Linked DNA regions of Homo sapiens: all the other regions are linked to region 4. The links are chromatin contacts, found by Hi-C or POLR2A ChIA-PET in ENCODE. All regions are on one chromosome and are shown on one strand. Each heading gives the region's core, a stretch centred on a gene start or an enhancer-like site at or near the end of the contact. The rest is flanking DNA. Distances are from core to core; before and after follow the strand shown. Region 1 holds the start of CNOT6 (CCR4-NOT transcription complex subunit 6). Region 2 holds the start of SQSTM1 (sequestosome 1). Region 3 holds the start of MAML1 (mastermind like transcriptional coactivator 1). Region 4 has its middle 19 kb from the start of RNF130. Region 5 holds the start of SPATA31J1 (SPATA31 subfamily J member 1).

Evidence for each region. A loop is a pair of places that touch in the nucleus more often than their neighbours do. ChIA-PET counts read pairs that join two places held with the same protein, here RNA polymerase II (POLR2A). Pooled maps may share reads with other maps.
Region 1: a loop to region 4 is called in a map of transverse colon, with 4 times the contacts of the local background. The contact joins the promoter of CNOT6 here to the enhancer-like site in region 4. A Hi-C loop is called at or near these places in 1 of 168 maps with a recorded cell type or tissue (transverse colon) and 3 of 50 pooled maps. POLR2A ChIA-PET finds 5 or more read pairs at or near these places in 2 of 52 experiments (H1 and activated CD8-positive, alpha-beta memory T cell).
Region 2: a pooled map shows a loop between it and region 4 (6-fold over the local background). The contact joins the promoter of SQSTM1 here to the enhancer-like site in region 4. A Hi-C loop is called at or near these places in 6 of 50 pooled maps. POLR2A ChIA-PET finds 5 or more read pairs at or near these places in 4 of 52 experiments (HEK293T, WTC11, activated T-cell and 1 more).
Region 3: a loop to region 4 is called in a map of naive thymus-derived CD4-positive, alpha-beta T cell, with 12 times the contacts of the local background. The contact joins the promoter of MAML1 here to the enhancer-like site in region 4. A Hi-C loop is called at or near these places in 1 of 168 maps with a recorded cell type or tissue (naive thymus-derived CD4-positive, alpha-beta T cell) and 9 of 50 pooled maps. POLR2A ChIA-PET finds 5 or more read pairs at or near these places in 1 of 52 experiments (activated T-cell).
Region 5: a map of CD4-positive, alpha-beta T cell shows a loop between it and region 4 (4-fold over the local background). The contact joins the promoter of SPATA31J1 here to the enhancer-like site in region 4. A Hi-C loop is called at or near these places in 1 of 168 maps with a recorded cell type or tissue (CD4-positive, alpha-beta T cell) and 6 of 50 pooled maps. POLR2A ChIA-PET finds 5 or more read pairs at or near these places in 2 of 52 experiments (HEK293 and activated T-cell).

Annotation. Positions count from the first base shown.
Region 1 is chr5:180,491,808-180,496,634 of GRCh38, forward strand. CNOT6 (CCR4-NOT transcription complex subunit 6) reads left to right here and starts at 2,572. Exons shown (of 12, transcript NM_001370472.1): 1 at 2,572-2,956. RefSeq lists silencers at 2,312-2,511, 2,642-2,781, 2,952-3,051, 3,082-3,341.
Region 2 is chr5:179,817,941-179,822,697 of GRCh38, forward strand. It overlaps SQSTM1 (sequestosome 1), which reads left to right and starts at 2,965. Exons shown (of 8, transcript NM_003900.5): 1 at 2,965-3,201. The coding sequence starts at 2,997. RefSeq lists enhancers at 335-1,044, 747-1,946, 1,000-1,299, 1,700-1,859, 2,467-3,176 and silencers at 1,290-1,469, 2,770-3,019, 3,130-3,389, 3,400-3,579.
Region 3 is chr5:179,729,964-179,734,695 of GRCh38, forward strand. MAML1 (mastermind like transcriptional coactivator 1) reads left to right here and starts at 2,859. Exons shown (of 5, transcript NM_014757.5): 1 at 2,859-3,464. The coding sequence starts at 3,150. CANX (calnexin) reads left to right here. Exons shown (of 15, transcript NM_001746.4): 15 at 1-1,678. RefSeq lists enhancers at 2,402-2,501, 3,263-3,763 and silencers at 2,952-3,151, 3,392-3,451.
Region 4 is chr5:180,087,932-180,092,770 of GRCh38, forward strand. No RefSeq gene overlaps it. Among named protein-coding and RNA genes, the nearest start is that of RNF130, 19 kb to the left of the region's middle. RefSeq lists a silencer at 2,596-2,725. Within about 2 kb of position 2,545, at least 25 of the 41 ENCODE cell types and tissues checked have a DNase peak (open chromatin) inside an H3K27ac peak, as active enhancers do; they include transverse colon, where a contact is called at or near this core.
Region 5 is chr5:179,641,523-179,646,384 of GRCh38, forward strand. It overlaps SPATA31J1 (SPATA31 subfamily J member 1), which reads right to left and starts at 3,524. Exons shown (of 6, transcript NR_131066.1): 1 at 3,277-3,524; 2 at 2,507-2,564; 3 at 1,908-1,968; 4 at 1,347-1,688; 5 at 804-918; 6 at 22-356. All of the region lies in intron 4 of LOC128966623 (a long non-coding RNA gene), which reads left to right.

The DNA of each region.
Region 1 (4,827 bases), core at 1,322-3,821, 400 kb after region 4:
AGGCATGAGGCCCCAAGGGTGAACATCAGAATCATGAGATACAGTAAAACTGTTGCTTTATGCTACCAAGATTTTGTGCAACAAGACCTCCCCTCCTCCATACAGTCGTGCCAGTCACAAGGGAATTGCTCCCTCTGTTTTTTGTTTTGTTTTGTTTGAGTTTTTTTTTTTTTTTTTTTGAGACAGTCTTGCTCTGTTGCCCAGGCTGGAGTGCCATGGCGCAACCTTAGCTCACTGCAACCTCTGCCTCCTGGATTCAAGCGATTCTCATGCCTCAGCCTCCTAAGTAGCTGGGATTACAGGTGCCCGCCACTGCACCCAGCTAATTTTTTTTTTTTTTTTTGTATTTTTAGTAGAGACGGGGTTTTGCCATGTTGGCCAGGCTGGTCTCGAACTCCTGGCCTCAAGTCATCTGCCCGCCTCGGCCTCCCAAAGTGCTGGGATTACAGGCGTTGAGTCCCCGCACCGGGCTGAGGTAGCTGCCTCTGGCCAAATTACAAAAAGGCACCCAGGCTGGAGCACAGACGGCCAGGGCACTCACACAGGGAGGAGAGGCCCTGCAGGGTGTCTGTCCCATTGGCCCCTCAGCCTGGGATACTCTGTACAGCACAGGGCCGCACAACTCCCTGCTGTACAGGAGGAGGTTGTGGAGGGATGGCCACAGGCAGCTTACTGGTCTACATGTGTTCTTCCTGACTCCTAAACTTCTGCACTGCTCTGTCTTTGCCCAGTGTCCTATGGCGCTAGAGGCCTGGGCTGTCACTCCTGATGTCATGGCAGTGCCAAGCGATGACCATCCCAAGGCCGTGCTGGGGAGAGGGGGATCATCTTCACCTCTGAACAGCTTTTGTCCCTCATCCTTTCCTTGCCCTTCCAGCCAGGTCTCCTCCACCCCAGGCAACAGCAACCCATTTCCCACATCCCCAGCTCTCAACAGCCTTCACTGAAGCAGAAGCCTCGGTTTGTTGCTACTGTTAGTTCCTGGAACCTGTCTCACTCTCATTTCTTCAGGGTTGATTTTCCAGGAAGCAGTTAGCAGCCTATCCTAGTTTGCCACATAGGTGGGCAGGCAGCTTTCCTTTTCCTTCACGCCTTCAACATATAGCTCAAATTTTTTTTTTTTTTTTGAGACAGGGTTTCGCTCTTGCTGCCCAGGCCTGAGTGCAATGGTGCGATCTCCGCTTACTACAACCTCCGCCTCCCAGGTTCAAATGATTCTCCTGCCTGCCTCAGCCTCCCGAGTAGCTGGGATTACAGGTGCAAGCCACCAGACCTGGCTAATTTTTTGTACTTTTAGTAGGGACGAAGTTTCGCCATGTTGGTCAGGCTGTTTTCCAACTCCGGACCTCAGGTGATCTGCCCCCCTCGGCCTCCCAAAGTGCTGGGATTACAGGCGTGAGCCACCGCGCCCGACCAATATACCTCCAATATTAAGTCTGTTGGGTGTTATTCTTGCCCCTAGACTGTGAGCTTACTCAGGGCTGGGTGGGGTCTGATTCATCTCTGTGCCCTGACCATCAGTCAACTAATATTTCTTGATGTAAGCATCATGAATCAGCCCAGTCATTTCTCTGCTGACCTTCAAACACCAGAGTTTGCCCTGAACACCTTTTGATCTTGGAGCACAGCAGCTGCTGTCCGTTACCCAGGCTAGGACCCCAGCACCAAAACTGTCCATTAATGTAATGGAATGAATTACCATTAATAGGCTGAAGTGGTATGTTAACTTACTCTTCTTTGTATAATTGAGGAAGGAATAATATTCGACTGTTCACGATTGAATGTCTTGTCTTTAGGCAGATCAAGATACTGGCTCCGGTCAAATACTGTGTTTCGACGTGATTGACAGGCGAAGGCTTAAGGAAAAGGAAGAGGAGAAAAAAAGGGGAGGACGATCAAGGAAAAGAGGAGATAAAAGTGGACAACCCAGCCGGGCGCGGTGGCTCACGCCTGCCATCCCAGCACTTTGGGAGGCGGAGGTGGGCGGATCACGAGGTCAGGAGATGGAGACCATCCTGGCTAACACGGTGAAACCCCGTCTCTACTAAAAATACAAAAAATGAGCCGGGCGCGGTGGCGGGCGCCTGTAGTCCCAGCTACTCGGGAGGCTGAGGCAGGAGAATGGTGTGAACCCGGGAGGCGGAGCTTGCAGTGAGCCAAGATCGCCCCACTGCACTCTGGCCTGGGTGAAAGAGCAAGACACCGTCTCAAAAAACAAAAAAAAAGTGGACAACCTGGGGCGGAAAAAGAAGTAGATGAAAAATGGAGGAGCGCTAAGGAGAGGAGAAAACAGAAGTGCCAAGGCAGGAAAGGAGCGAGGAGAGCGGGAACAGAAGGAGACGAAGGATGGACGGAGAGGAAGGGATGGAGGGCGGCAGGCAGGGAGGCAGGGCCCGCAGCGCGCCGGGCCGGTCCACCGCTCTCCAGCGCGGGGGTAAGGGGGCGGGGCCTGGGCAGCTGCGTGCCGGGAGCGACCCCCGCACCGAAGGGCGGATGGTTGTGCCCGGCGACGGCGCCCAATGAGCGGCCAGGATGTTGGAGCGCCGGCGGCGGTCCGGGCGCTCGCTGGCTGAGGGACGGCGGCCGCCGCCATGATGCTTGTTTGCTTTCAATGAAAACGAGGGGGGCGCGGAGGAGGAGGCGGCGGCGTCGGTGGCGGCGGCGACGGCGGCGCGGAGGCGAAGGCAGCGGCGGGCGCAGCGAGGAGGGCGAGGCCGGGGGCCGAGAGGGCGGGAGGGCGTAGTGGCGGCCCGTCGGGGCGGCTGAGGCGGGCAGCCGAAGCAGTGGCTCTCGGAGGGGGAACAAAGAGCAGCGACTAAGGCGGCAGAGGAGCGGCGGCGGTGGCGGCGCTGCAGCAGCGGGCGGGACTGGTATGGTGGTTCCACAGGGCAGACCCCGCTGCACTCACAGGGAGGAGGAGGCGGCAGCGGCGGAGGAAGGCGGCGCACCCCGAGAGGTGAGCGAGGCAGGCCGGAGGCCCGGTCGGGGCGCCGCTCCTCTCTCCGGCCGCGCACGGACCGCCCCCCGTCGGCCGGGCTCGGTCGCGGGCAACTTTCGTTTCGTGGGCGGCGGTCCCGCTGCTCCGCAAGCTGGCGGCTGTTGGGGGCCCCTTCGACGCGCCGCGATCGCGCCCCGCCCCGGGCCGCGCCCCCGGGCCGAGTCCCTGGGAGGGGGGCGTTGATTGACGGCGGCGGCGGCGGCGCGCAGAGGGGAGAGGGTCGGCGCTGGGCTCCCGGATCCCGGCCGGTCCCGGCTGCCGTCGTCGGAGGAGGCGAGTCCGTGTCCCGGGACTCGTGGCCAAGATGGGTGGCAACTTTTGAGAAGCGCCTCTGTGGGTGGCGCGCTGTGTGGAGTGTGGAGCTTCGCGCTCCGTGGCCACAATTACTGTCAAGCGGGAAACCAACTGCTTACCCCCTCCCCTAAAATGTTTTTAAAATTCAGTTTAACGCAGATTTTGAGGGAGAGGACGGGGTGGATTACAGGTTAAAGAAGCACTTGGCATGCAATGAGGATGCTTATTTTATAGTATTGCGAAGGATTCGGAGATTGTACTGGTTTCTACAAGCAGTTTTCTCTGGTAACCCAAATTGCATCCCTCCTTTTTGTTTTTCAGCACTAATCGCTATTTTCTTTGGAAACTTCCTTTGATTCTTTACCTCCTTCACCTTCCCCGAAGAGCCTGCTAACCAACACCTGTGGCCTTCTGTTTTTAACTGTTGTTGCCATTGACAGCGTTGTGAATGGTCATCTCGCTCGAGCTCTTTGGATTTGTTGTTACTGTGTAAGCTGATGTGTTTTAGATAATCTGCTTCAATTTGAGTTCCCATACTTACCTGTTTTCCAGGTGGATTGTCTCATTGTTAGTGCTGAATCTTCTTGCCTACTTGTATCTGGGAATTTAACTTTGAAGAGGAAGAGAGTGAATATGAATAACTGAAAAATAAAATGGTGTGTAGTAGCACTTTGTATTTTTTACAATATACTAGAATTTACTACTCTAGAACAGATTAGTAGGCTGTAGGAGTGGACGTGGGCCATTGATCAAAAGGGTTTAAAGGCTTTTTTGGGGAATTGCTGTTAAGACATTTATCACAGTCTTTATTTAATTTATTTATTGTTTTTGAGACAGGATCTCACTCTGTCACCCAGGCTGGAGTGCAGTGGCACAGTTCTCGGCTCACTGCAGCCTTCGCCTCCTGGGTTCAAGCGATCCTTTTGCCTCACCCTCCTGACTAGCTGGGACTACCGGCAGACACCACCACGGCTAATTTTTTAATTTTTTGTAGAGCCTTGCTCTGTTGCCCAGGCTGGTCTCCGACTCCAGGGCTCAAGCGATCTTCCTTCCTTGGCCTCCCAAAGTGCTGCAATTACAGGCATGAGCCAACATGCCTGGCCATCACAGTGTTTAGAATGTGATGACTTTTAGAGTAAAATTTAGAATAAAAATTGCTTAATATCTTTAGATCTGTGATCTACTCCAGGTGTTTTGCTTTAAACAAAATACATGAACAGCTGCTAATGAGAAGACAGACCTTTCTAGGTGGAGGTGACTTGCCCATGGTACTGTAATGAGGAGGGAAAGGACCGGGTTTGTGTGCGTGTGAGAGCGCATGAGTGTGCGACCTAATCGCTAGAGGTTTGTTCTTTTGGGAGGAGGGAGGGTATGTTAATGGTTGGAAGTTATTTCAGGTCACTTCTCAGTCGATGAACGAGATGCTGAACGAAATGATCAAAAAAGATGATGCAATTGCCAGGCATGGTGGCTCACCGTGTAATCCCAGCGCTTTGGGAGGTTGAGGAAGGAGGATGGCTTGAGCCCAGGTGTTT
Region 2 (4,757 bases), core at 1,715-4,214, 270 kb before region 4:
GGAGGCAGAGGTTGCAGTGAGCTGAGATCGTGCCACTGCACTTCAGCCTGGGTGACAGAGAGAGACTGTCTCAAAAAAAAAAAAAAAAAAAAAAAAAAAAGTGATGTCCAGTGCCTGGGGATTTTTCCTAGGGAGTGGTCAAGGAAGGCCCCGCTGAGGAGGAGACATTTAGGGTGGGAAGTTGCCATGTAGGGCAGGAGTGGAAAGGGTTTTGGACCAGAGGGAGAGCCAGGGAAAAGTCACCAGGTAGAATGAGCTGGCATGATTAGGAAGATGGCAAGGGAGGGCTGTGGCCCTCCCATGTGAGTGGAAGGGAGTGGCTGCAGCGCAGAAGGCCTGGAGGCCCCCGCACAGACCAGGACCTCTGTAGAGGAACTCATCCCCTGTGTCCCCTGTGATTGTCAATCTCCCTAAAGATGGCCCAGAGCAGTGCGGCCTGAATCCCTCAGTGGCCTTGTCTCTGGCTGCCCCAGCACCCACGCGGACACTTGACTCCACGCCCCAAAGAAAAGAAGCGAACCTGGGAACACCACTGCCAAGGCATAGGATTATTTGGGAGGGGGGAAGGGGGAACTGAGGAGGTGGTTACAACATGCTGGGCAGCAACAGACAGAACCAGACCACCCCTGTGGCTGCCCCGGCTGGTCTCCTGGGACCACTGGGCGCTTGGCTCAGGCCTCTCCTGCCCTCCCCACTCTTCCACCTCAGCCCCCCTGCAGTCTCTGTCCTGCCCTGACCCCCCAGCTTACAGCCCCAAAAGCAGCTAAACAACTCGCACACCCACGGGGCATCGCCTGGGAGGGCAGCCCAAATCCTTCCACTTCAGCCCCATTTGAAAGATGAGGAAATGAGAGGCTGGTCCATAGTGGGTCTCGCGGCTCAGGTGCCGAGCCTTCCCTGGGCATGCACGCCGGGCCCTGGAGGGTGGGAAGGGGCCAGTGGACGCGGGGAGCCTGCGGGGTGGGACTGCATCGGGAAAGGGGAAGGAGTCAGAGGCGAGAAGGGGGAGAGTGTCTGTCTGGCTCCAGCCGCTGCACGCTCTTCCTGCTCAGGGGACTCACGGTGACCCCGGAGCCACTCCCCAGCCCAGCCTCCAGGTAAGAGGTCACTGAGATGGGTGGCAGCAGGGGCCGGGGATCCCCCTATTACGACAGCGGTCATGGGACGCTGACTCACTGCCGGCCAGACCACCTGACCTCCGCGGCGGGAGGAGAGGGCCCTGCCAGGGGGTTCCCGCCGCGCCTTGTTTACCTCCGGGAGGCCTCGGCCTCGCGTGGGGGCAGGGCGGCCGCTGGGGCCGCAAGGCGTGCGGGGAAGGGCCAGAGCCGGGTGTCCACCCCAGCTTCCCAAAGACTCCCTCTTCTGTGCTTCCTTCTCCCCTCCCCGCCCCCCCCCCAGTCTCTTCACATGCCCCTAGCCCCCGCGGAAACTTCCCGCGATCCCAAACGGGCCAAATGGCGAGAAAGCAAAGGAGCTCCTTCTTGGGGGTGAGTGGGGCGCCTTGAGCGCTTCCTCAAAGCTATGTTCCCAGAGCCACAGGCCTTCCTTGTGTCCCTCACCCTGCTCAGACCGGGCCATAGCCGGGGGCTGGGGCAGGAAAGCCGGCCCTCGGCGGGGGCCACGTGGCTCTCAGGCGCCTGGGCTGCTGAGTCACGCTTGGCCAGCACCTGTCTGTAGGCCACAGCCTCTGCCAGCACGCCCCTCTGTGTCCCCTGCCCCTGTCTGCAAGGCAGTGGCTCCAGCAGGCCCTGGGGCATTTTCCACTCTCCACCGCCGGATGCAGGGAGAGGCCTGAACCCTCTCCACAGGGCTGCTCTGGGCAGGGTGGAAGCCTTGCCCACTTCGGAGCCCTCCGGGAAGGATCATTCACACCTGTGGACCAGCCCCTGCTGTGCGCACACCCACACATCACCTTCGCACCTGACTGGCCCCATCCAGCCACTCTTGCCTCCCTCTGGGTTTCCTCCCCTGGGAGGTTTCTCCAGCTCCTGCAAGCCCTGGGCTGAAATGGCATGAGTTGGACCCAGCAGGTTCTGACCTCCTACTCACAGGACCTTGCCTGGGAGGCTCCAGAGGGTGACCACTCGTCCTGCCCCTCTCCTTGCCCCAGTTCTGGCGGACAGGTTACTCTGGTGGCATAAAGCAGTGTTTCTTCCTTCCTAGCTGAGGAGGCTGTTGGCTGACCCCCTTGGCTGCCCACAAGGCCAACGGGCCTGAGCCCCCACAGGGCCATGGGCATTACCTGCTGAATTGAGGAGCCCATAAGGAGTCACTTGGACCACAGTGAACACTTGGCGACCACTGACACTCAGGAGACCTTAGCTGGTCCTCCAGCACCTCTCAACTCCACTCCTACTAAACTGGGAACTTCTCTGGTGCTCAGGCCAGAGTCGGGGTCCGTCACCGAGTATGCTATGCGCTGCCCATCACCGAGGATGCCATGCGCTGTAAGAGGGCTGCCACCGCGGCAGGCTGACCATGGCAGGGTCGGAACAGCAACCTGAGAGCCAGCTTGTTCTGGCCAGCAGTGCCCACTGGGCGACCTAGCAGCCTCCTGATATGGGGGCTGTGTCCCCCTCTCCCTGCACTGGGTACCCCCAACTGAGGATATTGCTGAGTCATGGCCAGGCCCAAGCCTGGGAGGGGCGAGGGGCTGGACCCCCGCCAGTACCCTGATCCCAGGTGCAGAGGCTGGAGCCCAGGCCTGTATGAGTGCCAGGGCCGGTTTCCTGGGGTCCTTGGTGCACCGGGGCAATGAAGAGAGGGGTCAGCAATGAGGGGGCCGGGAGACCTGGAGCGAGGGGTAGCGGGGAAGGGGAGAGTAGTGAAGGGGCCTCTGCAGGGCGGCTCTCGCGCCGCGACGACGGTGGCGGGGGCGGGGAGGGCGCGAGAGACTCCGCCCCTCTCGAGGCGGGGCGGGGCCTCCGCGTTCGCTACAAAAGCCGCGCGGCGGCTGCGACCGGGACGGCCCGTTTTCCGCCAGCTCGCCGCTCGCTATGGCGTCGCTCACCGTGAAGGCCTACCTTCTGGGCAAGGAGGACGCGGCGCGCGAGATTCGCCGCTTCAGCTTCTGCTGCAGCCCCGAGCCTGAGGCGGAAGCCGAGGCTGCGGCGGGTCCGGGACCCTGCGAGCGGCTGCTGAGCCGGGTGGCCGCCCTGTTCCCCGCGCTGCGGCCTGGCGGCTTCCAGGCGCACTACCGCGGTGAGCGGGCCGGGGAGCGGCGGGGGCGGTGACGCAGGCCGGACACGGCCTCCTGCCGCGGGGTGGCTGCCCCCTCCCTTCTCGGCGACGCCTGGCGGGCCGTGAGGGGGTCTGCGCTGGCTGCTCCCTGGATGGCGGTGGCCTGCATGGGTCCCCAGTTCGGCCATGGGAGCCGGCCTGGTGACTGGAGTGGTGACCAAGGCCGGGACCCGCTGCTCAGCGTCGGCCCCCTGGGGCGGTGGAGCCCTGCCGGCCGGGGGCTCGAGCCTGGGGGCGTCAGACGCCCCGCTCCACCCCCCGCGCTGTTGGGGATTTTGGCAAGGACGCGCCGGGGCGAACGCTCTGGCTCTCCGCGGGCACTGGGTGGTCAGGCGGGCACTCGGGTTACACTGACACCTTGCTGCGCCAGGTGGTGGGTTCAGATAATGCCCTGGAGGAGCCGGGCGAGCGCCGGCGAGGGGAGGGAGTGACGCGGGTAAACAAGCGCGGGGGTGCGGGGGACTCGCGAGCGCCGCGACAGCGCCTGGGAGAAGGGCACGGATCGCCGGCGGAACGCTCCGAGCCAGGTCGAGTACAGATGTTTTCCCATTGGCAAGTGGACGAGAACGTTCTTCAGAAGTGTTGGTGTTGGCACAGAAGCCCTGTTTCCTGCTGCGCTGGTGTGACCAGTGGCTGCTGGGGGTGGGGTTAGGGAGGTGGTTGTGGCCAGGAGGGCGGGAGGTGGCCAAGGCCGGCCCCTGGGAGGGTGCAGTGCTAGGACCTCCCTCTGGAGCGCTGCCAGCATACCAGGCCCTCTCCTATTCTTAAAAAAAAAAAAATTGTGATGTTATTGAGCTGTAACTGAAATAAGGGTTCACCCATTTAGTGTACAAGTCAGTGGTTTTCACTATTTTCATAGGTTTGTGGACCATATTCAGTGTGAGAGCTTTTCATCACCTTATAAACGCCATACATACCTTTTATCACCCTCTTATCCACATGCCCCCAGCAACCTCCTTTCTGTATCTATTCATCTTGCAATCCTGGACATTTCATGTAAATAGAATCAGACAATGTAGTCTTGCAAGTGGTTTCTTTCACTTAGTGTAATGTGTTCAGTGTTGTGGCACATATCAGAACTAGTTTTTTTTGGAGGAATAATATTCTGTTGTGTGGACAGGCCATGTTTTGTTTACCTGTTCATTAGTTGACAGACATTTGGGTTGTTTGCATCTTTGGGTGCCTCACCTGTGCCCTCGGTGGATGGCGTGGTTTGGTCTGCACAGCTGTGCTTTAAAGCCATTTCAGCTCATATGTATCTGTCACAAATGGAGACTACATACAAATACGTGTCTTTCAGCTTTGTTAGGGAAGGAAGCAGGCAGATGCCCTTGTCTTCTCCTTTACTCCCAAGCCACTAGAAGTCTAAGGCCTTTGTGGGGCTGGGCCCCTCAGGAGCAGGTCACAGGCAGGGATCTCCCACAGTTGAAGACGGACATGGGCCTGGTCGGATGGGGAATGAGGTGGCACGTTTCTGAAAAGGCAGCTGGCCCAAGGCTAAATAAGTGCAGCAGCCA
Region 3 (4,732 bases), core at 1,609-4,108, 360 kb before region 4:
CTGTTCAAATTTTTTTTTAACGTGGCTTGTAGAATTTTTAAAAAAGTGATCTTAGGTTTGTTTTTTCATGCGGGATGCAGATGGGTGCTATCAGAGCCTCTCCCACACCACTATAGTGTAATAATGTTATTATTACTCTACACTGAAACGTATTCAGAGTTAGATATTATTTTAGCTTCAGTTGTTCTTTAGAGGCTTTCAAATGTACCGATGATACTGTTTCTTGCACTGAATATATAAACACTCCACAGTGTTTATATTGGGAAGATATTGGGAAGGAAATATATTTGTAAAAGATGAAGGCTGTATCTATTTTTTTTTCTTTTTAAAGTTTGTTCACTTAAATTCTTTTGAGGATGGGATGTATTTTTCTTGCTGTTCAGTGCTTTTTCCTTTTCATCTGTTGTTCTGTGGTCACAGTGACCTTAGCTACATAGCAGACTTTCCCAAATGTATTGATTACAAATAAACAGTTGTTACTTAGCAAGACCTGAAAATATGTCTGCAGGTTTCTCCTTGAAGCAAATGTGTGGGATCATTGCATTTCCAGAAATCTGCCTCCTTCACCCTCCGTTGACAGTATATGTCATGCCTCACTTTCTTCTAGCTGAGCTTTAAATCATTAGAGCTTAAATTGTCAGATCGTTCATTGCCTTTCCAGGGTTATTTAGTAAAGTTTGTTGAAAACAAAAACGCCTTTTCTTGGTTCTTTTTTCAGTTATTTTGAAGGTCCAGCATCCTGATTAAATGTCTGACACATTAATGAATGACCAGCAGCAGCTTTCAGCTCTTAAAAAGACACTTATATTTTGATTTTACATGCTGGTTACCTGTTCCATTGTTGTCAAATGCCCACTCTCCATCAGATGTGTTCCTCCATTTTCTTATCCACAAAGTACTCCTCACTTTTCAATTTGTCATGTTACTAAATGGTGTTACATTAAAGCCCTGTGTTAAGTGTCTGCTTTTGACTGAATTTCTTCATAGTAACCTTCAGTGTGTGTGTGTGACTATGTTCAATTAGTGGGTTGATCTTCGTATAATTGGCCACTATGTGAGAGTTCACTACTAGGCAGAAACTATTATGGACAGTGAAATAATGACTTTTATCTCACCACGTGAGTTTGATGCAGTCTTTTCTGTCTAGCCCTTGCCTCTTCCTGCCCATGTGATTGCGGTGCAGTAGTTTCTGTTGTATAATAGTGTGGACAGCAGCTCAGAAAAGGAGGGAATGCTACTGATAATTTGTAGATAATATTCTTTAAGACTTAGGGGAACCATTGAACTTTGAAATTTTTATTAGAAAATTATTTGTTCAGAATCAGACTCCATTATTTTACATATACTTAAATACTTTAGGGGTATTTTTGAAAGTTAGCCCAGTTTTTTATGTGCTATTAAATTTTTAGATTACATACTAAAGAAAAGTATGTACACAGAATGTAGTGCTCCTAGTTACTATTTTTTCTATTAAGAAATAGTTTAGTTCTGGTGTAAAATTTGTTTGAATGCTAAAAAAAAAAAAGCAGGACTGCATTATGGCACTTTTGCCTTGGTGGCCCACTTTCTCCATTTAAAACATTAGGATTTGTATTTTTCTGCTGCGTTTGTATGAAGACATATTTGATTGTTGTTTTCTCTTGATTTTAAAATAAAACCTCATGAGCCCTAGTAAAAAGCTAGAGTAACGAATGTTTGAACTACTGATGGTGTATCTCAATGTGCAGCCTCCTGCCACCTCCTGCTTAACCTTTTAGCAATTAGAGTGCCCATATCTAGAGTTCCTGATATCCTTTGGCATCACACTATCTAGTTTTAGTACTAACACTGTTTGATTGCTCCAGTCCCTCTACTCCCCTTTGCCTATTAGTTTTAATAATGGGGCATAATTTGTCTTGGTTTGGTTTTGTTGAGTAACTCAGTTTTACCTAAAGGACTGTTTTTGGTCCGGCGCGGCGGCTCACGCCTGTAATCGCGGTACTTTGGCAGGCCGAGGTGGGCGGATCACCTGAGGTCAGGAGTGGGAGACCAGCCTGACCGACATGGAGACACCCCGTCTCTACTAAAAATACAAAATTAGCCGCGCGTGGTGGCGCATGCCTGTAATCCCAGCTACTGGAGAGGCTGAGGCAGGAGAATCGCTTGAGCCTGGAAGGCGGTGGTTGTGGTGAAACGTCGTCCTTTGCATTTCCAGTTCCCTCTAATGGAGCTGCACTCTTGCATGCTTTTGCTCACATCTTCTGGACTTTTTTTTTAAGTAGTGAGTAATACTGCACTTTTGAAACTTGCTCGGGCTTTTACAAATAGGTGGAAACTACCAGTGATTCGGAATGTTGCAAGAGGAAACTACCAGCTCACTAGACGATTCTGACCAATTATGGGGCTGGATACAAGGAATAAGGTCAAAGTAAAACGGCTGACATTAAAATAGCGTGGCTACTTAGAGTTTATCAAAGTCGAAATTTAAAAAATAATTTAAAAAAAAGGTCTCTGTACTGCCAGGCGGGCGACAGGGACTGGCCAGCTGCGCCGCACTCGCCTGCCAGATTCCCCTTTTCTCGGGGTAGCCGGAAGGGCCTGCCTTCAGCGGGTGCTGTGCAGGAAACCAATAGCCGCCTCTTGGACGGGCTCCTGTCAGTCACGCTTAGCTCCGCCCCCAGGATTAAGGCCCGCCCAGGGGCTTCCCTCCGCCCTTCGCTTGAGAATTCCTTTTAAATACCGCTCTGGCGCCCGAGCGCGCCTCTTGCGTGCTCGTCCCCACGCCCTCGGGCGGCCGGTTCTTCCTTCTCTGATTGGCCAGGGCCCCTGCTCATCAGTCGTGATGCACAAGGTCTCTTACCGAGGCCCCGCCTTCTTCCGAGAGGCCCGAAAACAATTTTAAGATGGCGGCCGCGGCGGTAGCGCGGAAAACAATGGGGCCGGGGCGGTGGGGAGAGGCCGAGGCTTGAGGTAGGCAGCAAGCGCCGGCTGGGGGTCGGGCCGAGCGGGGCAGGAGGAAAACCCGCCGCCGCGCGCGAGCCCGCTCCGCTGCCCTCGGGGGCATGGCGCGGCCGTGAGGCGGAGAGGGGTAGCCGCGGGGAGCGAAGCCCGCAGTGCCAGCCGGCCCCGAGAGGCCCGGCCCCGGGCCCGGCCCGTGCAGCCCGCGGCCCATGGTGCTGCCCACCTGCCCCATGGCGGAGTTCGCGCTGCCGCGGCACAGCGCGGTCATGGAGCGCCTTCGCCGGCGCATCGAGCTGTGCCGGCGCCACCACAGCACCTGCGAGGCCCGCTACGAGGCCGTGTCGCCCGAGCGCCTGGAGCTGGAGCGCCAACACACCTTCGCCCTGCACCAGCGCTGCATCCAGGCCAAGGCCAAGCGCGCCGGGAAGCACAGGCAGCCGCCCGCCGCCACGGCCCCGGCGCCCGCCGCCCCGGCCCCGCGCCTGGACGCCGCTGACGGCCCCGAGCACGGCCGCCCGGCCACGGTGAGTAGGGCGCGGGAAGGCGCTTGTCGTGGCGGCAGCCCCCTCTCCCGAAAACGCTTCCTCTGACGCGGATCGGGCCGCTGGGAGACTTCCCCAGGCGTCCGCGACTCCTGGATCTGGCTGGAGAGAGGGTAACATGGCAGGGAGCTGAGAGGTTGTCATCTTTGGGAAGTGGCACGGTGGCGTTACTTTGGGAAAACAGCGCCTTGAGGGCCTTGCAGGAGGCCCGACCTGGGAAGGCTGGCGAACGCTAACCGGAGGGTTTTTCTTCCAGACTTGATTCCGGGATGTTGAGATCTTTATTCGAAATAGACTAGCATTCGAGTCGCCTGTGATGGAGGGAGTTCCTGCACCGTAGGCCTGGCCTCATTTATTCTGCAAATGTTTATTGGGTCCTTGCCCTTTACAAGATCCTGTGCTGTGAGCAGGATCAGGGCTTTCATGTGGAAATAAGTCGGCCTTTGGTTGACCAACTGAAACTCCTCTGAATGGAAAATCAAGAAATTTTTGGAAAACTTAGTAAAATGTTCAATGAGTTGCATATAAGTATTCCTTGTTTAGGTAGCCTGAACTTTGTGAACTTGAGATTCCTGCAATATTGTTGACAATTCTAGTTTTAATTTATCAGGCCTGTTTAAAATCTCTGATGATGTTAGATTGTTGGTCAATTATTACTCCCTTTGGGCTCTCAGTAAATGTTCCTGAAATTTGTTGGTTAGAGGTTTTTCTTCCTGAAACAGATTTACAAAAGAGACAAGGTTTTTCAGTGGTTTTCTTGGGGATTTTAGTTTAAAACCAATGTTAAAATCTAATTTGTTATGTGTATTTTTAAATTCATACCTTTATTATCTCTCACCTGGGCTATTGCAGTGCCTGTCCCTAGCTAACTAACCAGTCTGTAGGCATTTAGTTTCTTTCTCCCTTATTCTCGAAATGCTGGAAATCCTTCTCTTGCTTGAAAGGATGAAGTTCAAAGTCTTTAGTTTGGCATTTGGGACCAGTCTGACCTAACCTATCTTTTAATGTCCCTCACAGGTCCTCTGCTCTGGTTGAATTATTTTTCTCATTCTCTTCCACACTAGCCTCGATTGCTGGGTTAGAAGAAAAAAAACCACTCAGATTTCATTGCTTATTGTATCAACTGGTCAAGCCTTCTCATCTTCACTTTTCTCATCTGTAAACTAGGGGCATGTTGGGCTTATTATCGCCCCGTGTTCTTTCCCTGCCCTCCCCTCACTCTGTCGCCCAGGCTGGAGTGCAGAGGCACA
Region 4 (4,839 bases), core at 1,295-3,794:
GATTCTGAAGCTGGCCAAGATGAAGTAAGAGACCACTACAATCCATCCATGCCGCTGTCTAGGGACAAAATCAACAAGTCACTAGCTAAGGACTCTGCAGTGTTAACAATAGCAGGTGGATAGGAGAGAAGAGCTGAAACTTGAAGAATGACCTATTCAAGGGCAAGTTTCCCAGTTGCTTTTTCTTTCTTGTCTCCCAGTTTTGAACTGAGGTCAGCCCCAGTATAGAACAGTGCAGCATGTATGGGCAGAAAAAACTTCAAGAGAACCATCTGTGAGTGGAAAAAACACAAACCGTTTTTCCTCTGCTCCCACGCCACAGTAAGCAACACAGAAGGCTTCGGTGACCAAATGTTGGGGGTTTCTCCCCACACATCAGCAAGCAAGCAACCAATTCTGCATTAGGCACCAGCTGGGTGTCCTCTATATTCTAATGCTATCTACCTGGAGAGAGCGTCAGAGCCCACAGGGTGGGGCTCAGTCCCCAAGACTGCCTCCACTTCTGATGCCACTCCCAAGTCAGGGCCTCAGGAACTTCTGAGGGACCGGCTTCAAGTTGGGGTTCCCATGACGCCCTCCTTGCGTTCAATTAATTTGCGAGAGTGGCTCACAGAACTCGGGGACACACTTACATTTGCTGGTTTATTATAAAGGGTATTGGGAAGAATACAGATGAAGAGATGCCTGGGCAAGGCATGGGGAAAGGGGCACGAAGGTTCTACCCCTCCCTGGGCACGCGGCCCTCCAGGAACCTCCATGTGTTCAGCTATCCTGGAGGTTATACGGAGGCTTCATTTCTTGGGCGTGGCTGGTGAAATCACTGGCCATGGGTGACCAACTTAACCTTCAGCCCCTCTCCGCTCCCCGGAGGCTGGGGGGTGAGGCTGAAAGTCCCAGGCCTCTAGTCCTGCCTTGGTCCTTCTGGTGACCAGCCCCATCCTGGAGCTACCTGGGGGCTGCCCGCCTTCACCCACCTCTTTAGCATATGAAAGACACTACTGTGGAGATTCTGAGGATTCTAGCAGTTGTAGGCCAGGAAGCCCGGATGAAGACCAAATGTATATTTGATAAGATCACAGCCACATTTTGTGTAGCATTCATCCACTGAAGTACATTTTGTTTGTTCCCCACTCCTCGGCTATTGTGAGCAGTGTGGCTATGTACATTTGTGTGCAAGTTTTTGTGTGACTGTATGTTGTCATTTCTTTTGGAATGGAATACCTAGGAGGGTGGAGTTGCTGGGTCACGTGGTCATGTTTAATTTTCTCTAGATCTTATCACTTTCTGAAATTATTACTTTTCTTTTATGTATTTTTTTTTTTTTGAGACAGAGTCTTGCTCTGTCGCCAGCTGGAGTGCAATGGCCCTATCTCAGCTTACTGCAAACTCCGACAGGTTCAAGTGATTCTCCTGCCTCAGCCTCCCGAGTAGCTGGGATTACAGGCGCGTGCCACCACGCCCAGCTGATTTTTATATTTTTTGTAGAGATGGGATTTCACCATGTTGGCCAGGCTGGTCTAGAACTCCTGACCTCAGGTGATCTGCCCACCTTGGCTTCCCAAAGTGCTGGGATTACAGGCGTGAGCCACCACATCCACCTATTACTTGTTTATTGACTGTCTCTACAGGGGGCTGGGACTGGGATGAAGTGAGTGAGATGGTTGCCTCAGGTGGAAAATTGGAGAAGGGTCCTCAAAATCTCAGTCATCAGCATAAATAATATTTTAATACAATATTTTCAAAAGTCAAAGACAAGGTCAGTCAGAGGACTGGAGCCTGAGGCCAAAAGAAAAATCCAATCCGGCCAGGCGCGGTGGTTCACGCCTGTAATCCCAGCACTTTGGGAGGATGAGGTGGGGGGATCACGAAGTCAGGAGTTCGAGACCAGCCTGGCCAATATGGTGAAACCCCGTCTCTACTAAAGATGCAAAAAATTAGCCAAACATGGCGGCGGGCGCCTGTAATCCCAGCTACTCAGGAGGCTGAGGCAGGAGAATCGCTTGAACTCGGGAGGCGGAGGTTGCAGTGAGCAGAGATGGCGCCGCTGCTCTCCAGCCTGGGCGACGGGGAGAGACTCCGTCAAAAAAAAAAAAAATCCAATCCTGTCTTTATTTAAAATGTTGATATTTTGTTCATGGACTTTTTCATTAACTTTAACTTTTAAAAACATGGCATTAAAATATTGCGCACCTCGACGGCTGCGTTTTCCGGTCTCTCCGGCGTTTTGCGCGGGAGGAGAGTGAGGCGCTTTCTCGCCCACATCCCCCGCGGGGGTCGCGAGGGCTCTCCCTCAGCTCAGCCGCGGGCTCTCAGGAGGCTCAGGTCTGGCTGAAGGGAAGGATTGTTTGGGAGCAGGAACTATAATCAGCCTTGATTTTAGGTCAGGCTTTCGTGCTGGGAGGCCCGCCCTAAAATCAAAACGCGAGAAAAACCTCAGGAGGTGGGAGCAGCTGAGGCCAGACCTGGGGGAGGGTCCGTGAGGGGAAGGAGGGAGCAGATCCCAAGGCATCTCGGCGGAGAAAGGGACGCAGGTCGGTGGGCGATTGCTGGGGGCGGGGTGGGGAGGAGCGCTGCCGCCGGAGGAGCGCGAAGGAGCAAATCTGACGCCCAGCACTCGGGACGCCCAGCGCGGCGTCAGGGGCCCCCTGTGCCCCGGATTCCTGCCGGGCTGAGTGGGCGGTGCCGGAGGGAGGGCGCCCCCTGGCGGTTCGGCGCGGGCCGGCGACGGCCTCGGCTTCTTTTTTTTTTTTTTTGAGACGTGGTCTCGCTGTGTCTGGAGTGCAGTGGCGAGATCTCGGCTCACTGCAACCTCCGCCTCCCGGGTTCAAGCCATTCTCCTGCCTCAGCCTCCTGAGTAGCTGGGAGTACAGGCGTGTGCCACCACGCCCGGCTAATTTTTGAGTTTTTAGTAGAAAAGGGGTTTCACCTTGTTGGCCAGGCTGGTCTCGAACTCCTGACCGCAAATGATCCCCACCCCCCCCCCCCACCTCCGCCTCCCAAAGGGCTGGGATTACAGGCGTGAGCCACCGCCCCCGGCCCCTTGGCCTCTTAAGTAAGCAACTTCCCAGGGATGCCAAGGCACGGGAGAGAATCAGGATAAACAAGGCAGTATTTAAAAAAATTAAATCAGTAAGCTATTGCCCACAGGCTGGCTGCCTGTTTTGATAAGTAAAGTTTTACTGGCAAACTGGCAAAAAATAGAGAGCAAAGGCCTCAGGTGCAGGCCACGTGCCAGGGAAAAGCATGAGACTTAACTGGGCTATTTTAACGCAGTCTGTTTCACCTGCAAGGTGATGCCTCTGATGTTGCTCCTCAGGGGGAGCCTTGGGCATGCTCACAGTCATCCTGGGGTGGCGGTGGCTTTAGCAGGGCTCTCTTTGGCTGTCCCTTTCCCTCGTAATTCTGTTAACTGTCTGCCTTTGTTGGTCTCGCACCAGCTGTTAGGCGCCACCAACTGCTGGATGATGGTTCTACTGTTAAGACCAGGTCCTGGGACCAACATTTCTCCACAGTTTGATTCAATTAAATGCAGGTGCCTCTGCAGGGGCAGTGTTCCAGGTCAGTCTTCGAGGTTCATTCTGACCCCAGAGGGCTCTTTGTGGCTGCTTTCTCCATGGTTCTATCTGGTAAATTGGCTGGCTTATGGTTTAGCTTGTTGCTCTGTTGAAGCTACTAGTTATCTGTTAATCGCTTACCAACACGATCTCTACTGTTTTTGTTTTGTTTTTAGACAGTCCAGCTCTGTCGCCGAGGCTGGAGTGCAGCGGCACAATCTCGGCTCACTGCAACCTCTGTCTCTTGGGTTGAAACGATTCTCCTGCCTCAGCCTCCCAAGTAGCTGGGATTACAGGCGTGTGCCACCACACCAGGCTAATTTTTTATATTTTTGGTAAAGACGGAGTTTCACCATGCTGGCCAGGCTGGCCTCAAAATTCTGAGCTCGGGTGATCCACCTGCCTCAGCCTCTTAAAGTGCTAGGATTACAGGCGTCGGCCTCCACACCTAGCCTCTCTTGTTTTTTGAGTGCCCTTAGCCTTGAACTTACCTACACTGTGTTCAAATAAAGGCAATTCCTTTGGGGAGAGCTTAGAAGCTGTCTGTCCTGTGCCTTGCCTCTCCTCTCCTGGGCAAAATTTCTCAGTCACTGCTTCACTGTGGGTGGTAGGGACAACGGCCCACTTTCTCAGAGTGACACCCTTGCTTGATGAGTGGACTGGGTGGGGACTGCGGCCTCTGATCTTCCTGGCTTGCCTCTCCCAGCATGGAATTTCCACCCTGAGTGAGCTGGAGCCAGCCTGACTCGGTGTGCTCAGACTGAAGCACCTAGGGCAGAGTCTCCACTCTGCAATGGAAGGGCTGAGTGGAGGAGGGGGCCCTGACCTCTCAGCTGCACTTGCTCCAGATTTAGCTTCTAACACAGAGCTGGGCTTGCGGAGAGAGATGCTGGAAGCCTGCCCCTCCCGTGGGGATATGGTAGCCTTGCCTGGGAGCTGGGGGACAGAGAGCTTTGTGTTGTTGACTGCACCCACCTGGCACAGAGCTTTTGTCACTCTGAGCTGAGAGTAAGGATGGAGGAAGTGGTAATAGTTCAAATTTCATAGTGCTCACTGTTCTTACTGAGCTTCAGTAGATTTTTTCTTGAATCAGTTTTTCTTCATTTGGTCTATTATTTTAAGACAACTTCCGGGCCGGGCGTGGTGGCTCACGCCTGTAATCCCAGCATTTGGGAGACCGAGGCAGGCGGATCACGAGGTCAGGAGTTCGAGACCAGCCTGACCAACATGGTGAAACCCCGTCTCTACTAAAAATACAAAAAAAACATAGCCAGGCATGGTGGTG
Region 5 (4,862 bases), core at 2,274-4,773, 450 kb before region 4:
ACTAAAATTGGACAAAGAAGATATTTTCCTCTCATTGGAGGTTGCAGCATTTTATTCAGGTTTACAATTTATGATTCATCCAGCCGTGGTGGCTCAAGCCTATAATCCCAGCACTTTGAGAGGCTGAGGTGGGCAGATATCTCAAGGTCAGGAGTTCAAGACAAGCCTGGCTAACATGGTGACACCTTCTCTCGACTAAAATTACAAAAATTAGCTGGGTGCGGTGGCACAAGCCTGTAATCCCAGTTACTCGGGAGGCTGAGGCAGGAGAATGGCTTGAATCCGGGAGGCGGAGGTTGTGGTGAGCCAAGATGGTGCCACTGCACTCCAGCCTGAGCAACAGAGTGAGACTCCATCTAAAAAAAAAAAAAAAAATTGTGATTGTGTAAACTGTGACTCAGGGAACTGCAGAGAACAGAAGTTTGCAGGTCTACACGTGGAATCTGCAGTTCTGTTAGGAGAGACTGGCATTGCAAAAGAGCAGCAATTCCTGAGCATCTTCCCCAGCAGAGAGCCCATTCTGGGGGCAATGTTGACAATGACCCAGAGTCTCTGGGTTCTCCAGTGGGGGGCACAGCTGATGTTATCCCTCCTGTGCTGGCAGTTTTCTAAGTGAGTTCAGATCCTCTAGGAAGGAAGATCTGTGTGTGCAGCGCTGTGGAAGAGGTCTCTGTGGGCGCCAAGCCTCCCAAGGAGATTTACGGGCTCCAGGGACTGGAGGTTTGGACCCCATCTCCGTCTCTCCCAATCCATTAGAACATGCATTTCCAGCATCTGTGGGGTGCGCAGATGAGGGGACGCACCTCCAAGTTGTCCTCAGGAGATTCCCAATTGTTCGTGGATGTCGGATATTCGGTGTCCATGGGAGTGTCTGGGATTTTGGTGTCTTATGCGTCCAGCAGCGTTGGCACATCCAGGCTGAGGAAAGCGGGACCCCTGCCTCCACCTGCCTGCATGTGGGGTCTCCCTAGAAGGAAGCCTTTGGTAGGTGGGTGGGAAGATTAGGGTGCTTGAATGGGAACTGTGAGGAGGTGCAGTGGCACCAGGCTCTAGCAGCCTCCTGCCTCCAGGAGAGGCCCAGGTTGGGATCACTGCAGCGACCAACGCCTCGGATCACTCGAGGGCTAGAAGGCACCCACCAGGTGTGTGGACAGGAGCGCTCAGGGGCCTTGCACATTGGGCATATTATGGTGTCAGTTTCGGAATCAGCCTGCATGGAGTCGGACCAGGACACCCAGCCAGGATTCCGTCGTCGGGGAAGGGAACGCCCACGTGGCTTGTGTGAAGGGTGCTTCAGGGGACGCAAAGGCTCTGGTGGCTGGGAGGAGCTCAGGGATGACAGATACCCCAAGGATTCTGTGGAGCTGGTCGGGTTTGGTGATAGGGTGCTCGCAGGTGGCTGGTGTGAAGGGTGCTTCAGGGGACACAGAGGCTCTCGTGGCTTGGAGGAGCTCAGGGATGATGGAGACCCCAAGGACTCTACGGAGGTCTTCGGGACTGATGACGGCATGGAGGCCAGAGGAGCCAGGGGAGCCCGTGGGGACACATGGAAGCTGGTGGGAGAAGCTTTCCCACGCCCCCCACGTGGCCGGTGGTTCCTAGCAGGTGCTGGTTTGTACACTGGCCCTGGGCGGACTTGGCGTGGAAGGTGATGGGAGCTGCCCTCCCTAGAGAGCTTCTTCAGGCACCTGCAGGAGACAGGAGGCACAGGCTGCAGCCGGGAGCACTGGGCACCTGTGGACCTCCAGGGCCCCCCTGCTGACTTCACAAAGCTCTGCCTACCCCTGCCCAGGGCTTTAGTGACATCATGGCTGTGATCTCCCCTCCCAGATCAGCCCCAGGCCCTGGGGTGGCATCCTAGGCCCTGGTAGGAAGAAGGACATGGGAGGGAAGGGGAAGAGCCTCACTTTTTCGACAGGAAAGTGTAGATCTCAAGGTTCTCCAGTTCTTTCAAGAGAATTCTGTAATCTGGAAAGCAGGAGATGGGTTATGGTGGCGAGGGAGGGAACTGGGACTTACAGGAGGCCGATTGCGTGTGCCCTTAGGGGAGACCCCGGGATTGGGGATTAGACCCTGGAGCCCCAGCATCCCTGTCCAAGGCCACAGGGCCCCAGGAGTGATAGCCAGGTGCCCGGTGGGCAGCACTTTGTCCTCTCCAAAGTGCTTCCCGACACGCTCCATCATGGGGGTCACGACAACCTCCTGGGGAGAGAGGACAGAGGCAGTCTCAAAGAGGACTCAGCCATGTTAAACAGCTGCCCACATGGACCTGCATCCCCTCCTGCACGTCCAGGTGGTCACTGGTCCCCTCCTGGGCAACACCCGCTCCCTGGACCCCATGGCTTCAACTCAGCAGGGAATCGGAGATGGATCCCGGGTTCCAATTGCCCTACCAGGAGCTTCCCCATCAGGCCTCTGCAGATGACTTCCTAGGAGACTTGGTGCTTGTTCCTAGGGACAGGTGAAGCTGTCATCTCTGGGGCTTCTGGGACCCTCAGAGCCTTACCTTTCAAAGTGATATATTTATTTCCGATCCTGAGCCATTCCCCCACTTCAGCTTGATCCTGAGAGACAAGAAAGAGGGTGCAGGCCGGGTCTCAGTCTCCTGTCCCCACAGCTGCAGACCCAGTGCTCGTGAATGACACACTTTCTCCGCCCAGCTCATGGAGCCTGTGTGCTTCTCTTTCACTGGTTTCTAAAGTGCGTAATAACCTTTTTCTGGTTTCCTTCTCTGGAAAGCATGGAGGGGTTTTCTATGTGAGGCCTGCCCTGGGTATCCTCAGTCCCTGTTCCGCTGCTTGGGAAACGCACACTCTTGGGTCTGCAGGTGCCTCTGAGCTGGCAGGGAGGATTCTGCTTCCGAGGAGGCCAGGGGCGACTCCAGTCTCAGGTGGGAGGCTCTCAGGGGCTCAGCACAGCCCCCAGAGCACCTCACACAGAGGCTGGGCCCCGAGGCACCTGCCCAGGAAGGCGGCTGATGAGCCCGGGCTCAGGGCCTGTCCTTCCACAGAGACCTCACCCCTCTCATGACCGGGTCCTCGCCGCTGAGTCCTGGGGTTTGGTTTTGCTCTGACGCCTCCCGTGCACCTCCACAGATGGTCTGGGAGCTTGGGTTGGAAATCCTATGCCCACTCCAACCCCTGCCTGCCCTGCTGTCCCTAGAGGGATGATGAGAGTTCCCATCACAGGAGCGCCTCTGGCTGATGTGGAAAAGTGGAAAAGAGAGCAGGAAAAATAGAAGCATTCTCTGCTGGGTGTGGGCTGAGGGCTCCTTACATTCTCGCTGTCCTCCTCTCTGGGAGGCACTGAGGACGGCTCCCTGGGAATGTAGAGGCGTAAGATAATCAGGATCACCAGGCTGAACACAACAAAGAGGACGAAATGGATGATCTGGGGAATGGGGCTGGGGCACAGCTCTGTACCAATAACACTGTCCAGAGGAAAGAGAATATCCATGTCAACTGCACTGCTGTCCTCAGGCAACTGAGCCCTGGGCATCCCCTCTGGGACAAGTTATTGGGGCCCAGGTCCACATCACAGAGCTGGGGCCTCCCCCTCACAAAGGGCTCCTAAGGGTGGGGTGGGCAGTGGGAGGAGGAGGCTAAAGCCCAGCCCCGCCCACCACCACCCACCCCTGCAGTTCCCTCCACCCTCCTGGCCTTCCGGATCCCTCCTTCCCACTCCACCTGCTCAACCTGTCAGAAACAGACCTGGTCCGTTTTCCGTCCTCTTGCCCTGGCACACAGATGGTACCTGGTTCATTGGAGATCTCTGCTCAGACTCCCTCAGTTTCACAGTTTTTGAGGATCTGGATTTGTCCCTGAAATTCCTGTTATTTCCAGGGATTATTGCTCCAGGGTCTCCTCTGCCTGCTCACTGCAACCTCCGCCTCTTGGGTTCAAGCAATTCTTTGCCTCAGCCTCCTGAGTAGCTGGGATTACAGGTGCCTGCCACGACGCCTGGCTTATTTTTTTAATTTTTAGTAGAGACAGGGTTTCACTATCTTGGCCAGGCTGATCTCAAACTCCTGACCTCGTGATCGGCCCGTCTCGGCCTCCCAAAGTGCTGGGATTACAGGCGTGAACCACCGCACACAGCCTCAAAAAAGTTTTTTTAGGGCTTTGGCTAAGTACATGAAGATAAGTGATGCCCAATTCAGGTTTTGCCAAATAACACAACTCTTTTCAGAAACTACAAATTCCACTGGCTCTGGCAGAATGAATATCAACCTAGGTCAATTCTCCATAACAAGAACCCATAAATTTGCCGGCCGGGCGCGGTGGCTCACGAGGTCAGGAGATCAAGACCATCCTAGCTAACACGGTGAAACCCCCTCTCTACTAAAAATACAAAAAATTAGCGTGGTGGCGGGTGCCTGAAGTCGGAGCTACTCGGGAGGCTGAGGCAGGAGAATGGCATGAACCCGGGAGGCAGAGGTTGCAGTGAGCTGAGATCACGCCACCGCACTCCAGCCTGGGCGACAGAGTGAGACTCCATCTTGAAAAAAAAAACAGAACCCACAAATTTGCCAGCCCACTTCACGTCTCGACTATTAGATAACAGCAGGCAAGATGCATGTTCCTGATGGGCACCAGTTGCTTACATGGTGATTCTTGCAAGATGCATGTTCCTGATGGGCACCAGTTGCTTACATGGGGATTCTTGCAAGATGCATGTTCCTGATGGGCACCAGTTGCTTACATGGGGATTCTTGCAAGATGCATGTTCCTGATGGGCACCAGTTGCTTACATGGTGATTCTTGCAAGATGCATGTTCCTGATGGGCACCAGTTGCTTACATGGTGATTCTTGCAAGATGCATGTTCCTGATGGGCACCAGTTGCTTACATGGTGATTCTTGC